Regions from separate parts of the Homo sapiens genome. Here region 1 is linked to region 2. A link is an interaction called in ENCODE POLR2A ChIA-PET data of the cell type or tissue named here. Cell type or tissue: A673. All regions are shown on one strand.

Region 1 (2,500 bases), 340 kb after region 2:
TTCCAAAATAACAAAATAAATAATCTACTGTACACAATCTGAAAAGAAAGACGCTCTAACTGCTCAGATAGGTGCTGCGGTCCAGCCCCCAGCTGGAGGAGACCCTGAGTCCAACCCAGGCCTCCCGAGGGGGCCAGTGAAGGGATCCCACACCCACCGCCCCTATGTAGGGCAGGGAAGAAATTGCAAAGGACTTGGGGGATAGATGGGAATGGGAGGGCAAACTGCAGCACTTGTTAAATTAATTAAAGAAACAAACCAGAAGCACAAAAACGGGGAAGGAGAGGGGAGAAGGAGCAGGTCCAGTGTTCCCAGGCCCCCAATTCTGGGGGCAAATGTTGCCACTTTTAGCTGGACCTTCCCAGGGAAGTCCCCCTTTCCCCCTTGTCCAAACTGAGTCCAACTGCTCACACCACTGGTGCAAACCTAAAGAGAATGGGAGTGTGTTGTGTGAGGGAGGGGAAAACCCCAGATGCCCTGGAGGCAGAGTCCTTGCCCCCTCGCTCTGGGCAGGGGTGAGGGCACCACGCACCCTCCTTGTGTCCTCTCTCCAGGCCTCTGCTTGTTATTGCTTGAAGCCCCACAGTCTTATGCCCATGGAGCAGGTGGGGAGGCAGGAGAAGGGCAGAGGAAGGATCCAGGGTTGTGACTAGATTCCGGGGATGGAGAGCGTGGGGGTCTGTGTGAGCCAGAAGTCTGAGGTCCTGGGTCTGAAGACACCAGTCCAACCCTCACTGCCGGCTGGCCTCAGCCTCCACTTTCACGCTGCTCCTGCGACCCTCCACCAGCGCGGGATGGGGTCCTGGGGCAGGACATCTGTCCAGCAGCCCTTCCTCGAACTCTGCAGGGAAAAGGGGGCAGTTAGGAGACTGCAGGGTGACTGGCTGCAGACAGAGGTGGTTGGGAACAGAAGCAGGGGCAAAGAAAGCTGTGAAGATGGGCTCAGTTTAGGTTTATTGAATTACTGCCTCCTGCCCACTGCATGTGTATGGGGGGTTCCATTCCCATGTGTGTGAGCCCCCTCCCCTCCCTGGCTGTGCGTAGCTCTGTCTCTGTCTGTCTCTCTCTCTTTCTCTCCCGCCTCCTCGGTTGCGCTGGAATTTCTGGTTCTGTCAGGAGCTGCGGGGGTGGTTTGGCTCTGACCTCTCCCCTCCCCCCTTCCCAAGCTCTGCCACCCCCACTCATCCCTGGCCCCCTCCCAGGCCCCTCCCAGGCCACTCTACCATGGCCCCCCAAGTTTTTTGGTAGCCAAATCAGAGGGAGAACAGGAAGCCAGCCTCCGAGCTCCTCCCTCAAGAAGAGCCCCCCTTCCAGTCCCCGCCCCCACTTCCCACCCACGCACAGTTTAAAAATACCAAGCCAGGGTTGGTGGCTTTGTCTGCTGCGTCACTCTCAGCCCAGCGGCTGCCCGGCCCTCCGCCTGCCCACTCCCTCTTCCCCCTTCCACACACAAAGCATCACTGCTTTGGGCTCCTCTGCTTCCAAGCTGGGCATCCCCATCCCCATACCCACAACTCCTAGCCTGCTCCCCACTCCTGGGTTGGTGGAAGTGCCATCTGAGCTTCCCTTATTGATGCTCCTCCTTCCTGCTCCTTCATCCTCTTTTCTCTGTCCCCCCATTCCCCAGTTCCCCTTTCACAGATCTACACTAGGACCAGACTTTCCATGGTGGGAGCAGCTCGGCAGGGTCTGCCTCTCTGCACCCCAAGGCCTGGCTGGCTGGAGCCCAGCCATCCTACTGCCCTCTCTGACGACTATATCCCTCTTCCTCCCACCTGGCCCCAGGACACCAGAATTGCTGTGTGGGGCCTGAGTGGCCGGGGTGCTTGGGGACAGCACTGCTGGCTGCCTCACCTGCGAGAGGTGGCTTCGCAGGCACACAGGGGCTGAGGCGGCCCACGCGGTCGTGGGAGACGAGGCGGGCGAGCCGCAGCCCCTCGTCCATCAGTGTCTGCTGCAGGATGTGTCGGCTCCATAGCCCATGGGCTGGCAATGCCAGAGGCAGGTCAGCAGGGGGCGGCGTCAGCCTTGGACATGACCCCACAGCTGTGGGCATGGGCACTGGTCAGGTAAGGGGCTGCAGCCAATGGAACCCCCACCCTCAACCACATAGCCAGCCCACAGGCCCTTCTGCCCCCCCTCCAGCCAGGTCTCCCAACCCTGTTTCAGGCACTGCCTCCTGGCTCACTCCTCCCCCAACCCCCTCCCCTACTCCCCCACCCTCAATGAAGAGAAAAGTGTTCTGAGGCACACTCACCCTGCAAATGTCCATCCAGACTCTCCCCAGACAGGCTGGCGCTGTCCTCCTCCAGGCTGGGGCGGTATGGGGGTACATAGGACTCAGGGCCTGGGGGAGGCTGCTGGATTTCAGGGTGACTCTGTTCTCCAACCTGTGGATGCCCAACATGGGGAAATGAAGACCTGCCAAGGGAGGGGATTGGGGAAGGCTGCCCAGTGCCCCTATATGCACCCCGGAAAACATACCTCTTGTTTCAGCTTC
Region 2 (2,500 bases):
TCCTCTTATTATCCCCATTTAACACATGAGAAAACTATTAACCACTAGGTCAAACAGCTAATAAATGGCTGAGCAAGAATCTGAGCCCAGGCTATCTAGCTCCAGTTCAAGCAGGGTCTTGAAACAGGTAGGGGTGGGTGCAGTGGCTCACGCCTGTAATCCTGGCACTTTGGGAGGCTGAGGCGAGCAGATCACTTGGGGTCAGGAGTTCGAGACCAGCCTGGCCAACATGGTGAAACCCCGTCTCTACTAAAAATACAAAAATTAGCCAGGTTTAGTGGTGTTCGCCTGTAGTTCCAGATACTCGGGAGGCTGAGGCAGGAGAATGGCTTGAACCCGGGAGGCGGGGGTTGCAGTGAGCTGAGATTGTGCCACTGCACTCCAGCCTGGGCAACAGAATGAGACTCCATCTCAAACAAACAAACAAACAAACAAACACAAAAACGAGGGAATGAGGGGCCAGAAATGGGAAGGGTCTTCCAGACCTAAGAAAAAGCTTGCAAAGGGCTCAATTGGCATTTTCTTTCTTTCTTTTTTTTTTTTTTTGAGACGGAGTGTCACTCTGTCCCCCAGGCTGGAGTGCAGTGGCGCAATCTCGGCTCACTGCTAGCTCCACCTCCTGGGTCCATGCCATTCTCCTGCCTCAGCCTCCAGAGTAGCTGGGACTACAGGCGCCTGCCACCATGCCCAGCTAATTTTTTTTGTATTTTTAGTAGAGACGGGGTTTCACCATGTTAGCCAGGATGGTCTCGATCTCCTGACCTTGTGATCTGCGCGACTTGGCCTCCCAAAGTGCTAGGATTACAGGCGTGAGCCACCGCGCCCGGCCTTCAATTTGCATTTTCTAGAGTCCTGGCTTAGAATTCCTGATCTGCTCACTATATACTCCAACTATTCCCCTGTCTATGGAAGTAACTATCTCTCTTCCTTGTCCTCTTTTATCTATCTTTCTTTAATTAATTAATTTTAGAGATGGGGGTCTCACTCTGTTGCCCAGGCTGGAGGGCAGTGGTGCAAACAGCTCAGTGCAGTCTCAAACTCCTGGGCTCAATGATCCGCCATCTCAGGCTCCCAAATAGCTGGGACTGCAGGTGCACTCCACCGCACCCAGCTATTTTTAGCCCGGGGATGGTGGCTCATGTCTGTAATCTTAGCATTTTGCAAGGCCGAGGCGAGTGGATTGCTTGAGCCCAAAAGTTCAAGACCAATCTGGGCAACATGATGAAATCTTGTCTCTGTAAAAAAATATATGCTGGGCGCGGTGGCTCACACCTGTAATCCCAGCACTTTGGGAGGGCGAGGCAGGAGGATCACGAGGTCAGGAGATCGAGATCATCCTGGCTAACACGGTGAAACCCTGTCTCTGCTAAAAATACATAAAAAGTAGCCAGGCATGGTGGTAGGCGCCTGTAGCCCCAGCTACTCGGGAGGCTGAGGCAGGAGAATGGCGTGAACCCAGGAGGTGGAGCTTGCAGTGAGCCAAGATCGCGCCACTGCACTCCAGCCTGGGTGACAAAGCGAGACTCCATTTCAAAAAATAAAATAAAATAAAATAAAAAATAAAAAAAATTAGCCAGGCATGATGGCGCATACCTGTAGTCCCAGCTACTTGGGAGGCTGAGGTGGGAGGATCACCTGAGCTTGAGCCTGGGAGGTTGAGGCTGCAATGAGCTGTGATCATACCACTGCATTCCAGCCTGGGTGACAGATGAAGACTCTGTCTCAAAAAAAAAAAAAAAAAAAGAAAAAGAAAAGGCCAGGCACAGTGGCTCACACTTGTAATCCCAGCACTTTGGGAGGCCGAGGCAGGCGGATCACGAGGTCAGGAGTTCGAGACCAGCGTGGCCAACATAGTGAAATCCCATCTCTACTAAAAATACAAAAATTAGCCGGGTATGGTGACACACGCCTGTAGTCCCAGCTACTCGGGAGGCTGAGGTGGGAGAACTGCTTGAACCCAGGAGGCAGAGGTTGCAGTGACCTGAGACCATGCCATTGCACTCCAGCCTGGGTGACAGAGTGAGACTCTTTCAAAAAAAAAAAAAAAAAGTTTTTTAAAAAAGAGACAGGGTTGCCGGGCGCGGTGGCTCACGCCTGTAATCCCAGCACTTTGGGAGGCTGAGGTGGGAGGATCACGAGGTCAGGAGTTTGAGATCGGCTTGGCCAACACGGTGAAACCCAGTCTCTACTAAAAATACAAAAATTAGCTGGGTGTGGTGGCGGGCACCTGTAATCCTGGCTACTCAAGAGGCTGGGGCAGGAGAATTCCTTGAACTCAGGAGGTGGAGGTTGCAGTGAGCCGAGATCACGCCACTGCACTCCAGCCTGGGTGACAGAGCAAGACTCCGTCTCAGGAAAAAAAAAAAAAAGGGTCTTGCTATGTTGCTCAGGCTGGTCTCGAACTCCTGGCTTCAAGTGATCCTCCTGCCTTCTGAGTAGCTGGGATTACAGGCAGGAGCCACTGTGCCCAGCCCCTTTATCCATCTTTCTGAGTCCCATT

What was found. ChIA-PET counts read pairs that join two places held together with the same protein. Peaks named below come from ENCODE experiments on the same cell type or tissue, not always from the same donor. Only the 100,000 strongest peaks of a DNase experiment are listed, where the experiment ranks them.
Region 1: POLR2A ChIA-PET joins it to region 2 with 10 read pairs; 3 of 35 experiments call an interaction of 5 or more read pairs at or near these places.

The regions. Positions count from the first base shown.
Region 1 is chr12:57,092,953-57,095,452 of GRCh38, reverse strand. NAB2 (NGFI-A binding protein 2) reads right to left here. Exons shown (of 7, transcript NM_005967.4): 4 at 2,485-2,500; 5 at 2,258-2,390; 6 at 1,855-2,046; 7 at 1-841. The coding sequence ends at 732. STAT6 (signal transducer and activator of transcription 6) reads left to right here. Exons shown (of 22, transcript NM_003153.5): 22 at 1-45. Among named protein-coding and RNA genes, the nearest start is that of NAB2, 5.1 kb to the right of the region's middle. RefSeq lists enhancers at 191-721, 1,213-1,507, 1,254-1,785 and silencers at 1,148-1,217, 2,058-2,107. In A673, CTCF peaks have their summits at 1,790 and 1,990 (motif pointing right); DNase peaks (open chromatin) are centred at 1,352 and 2,012; H3K4me3 peaks cover 552 bases; H3K27ac peaks cover 2,385 bases.
Region 2 is chr12:57,435,717-57,438,216 of GRCh38, reverse strand. All of the region lies in intron 1 of INHBC (inhibin subunit beta C), which reads right to left. Among named protein-coding and RNA genes, the nearest start is that of INHBC, 2.2 kb to the right of the region's middle. In A673, no CTCF peak of the experiment used is centred here; no DNase peak of the experiment used is centred here.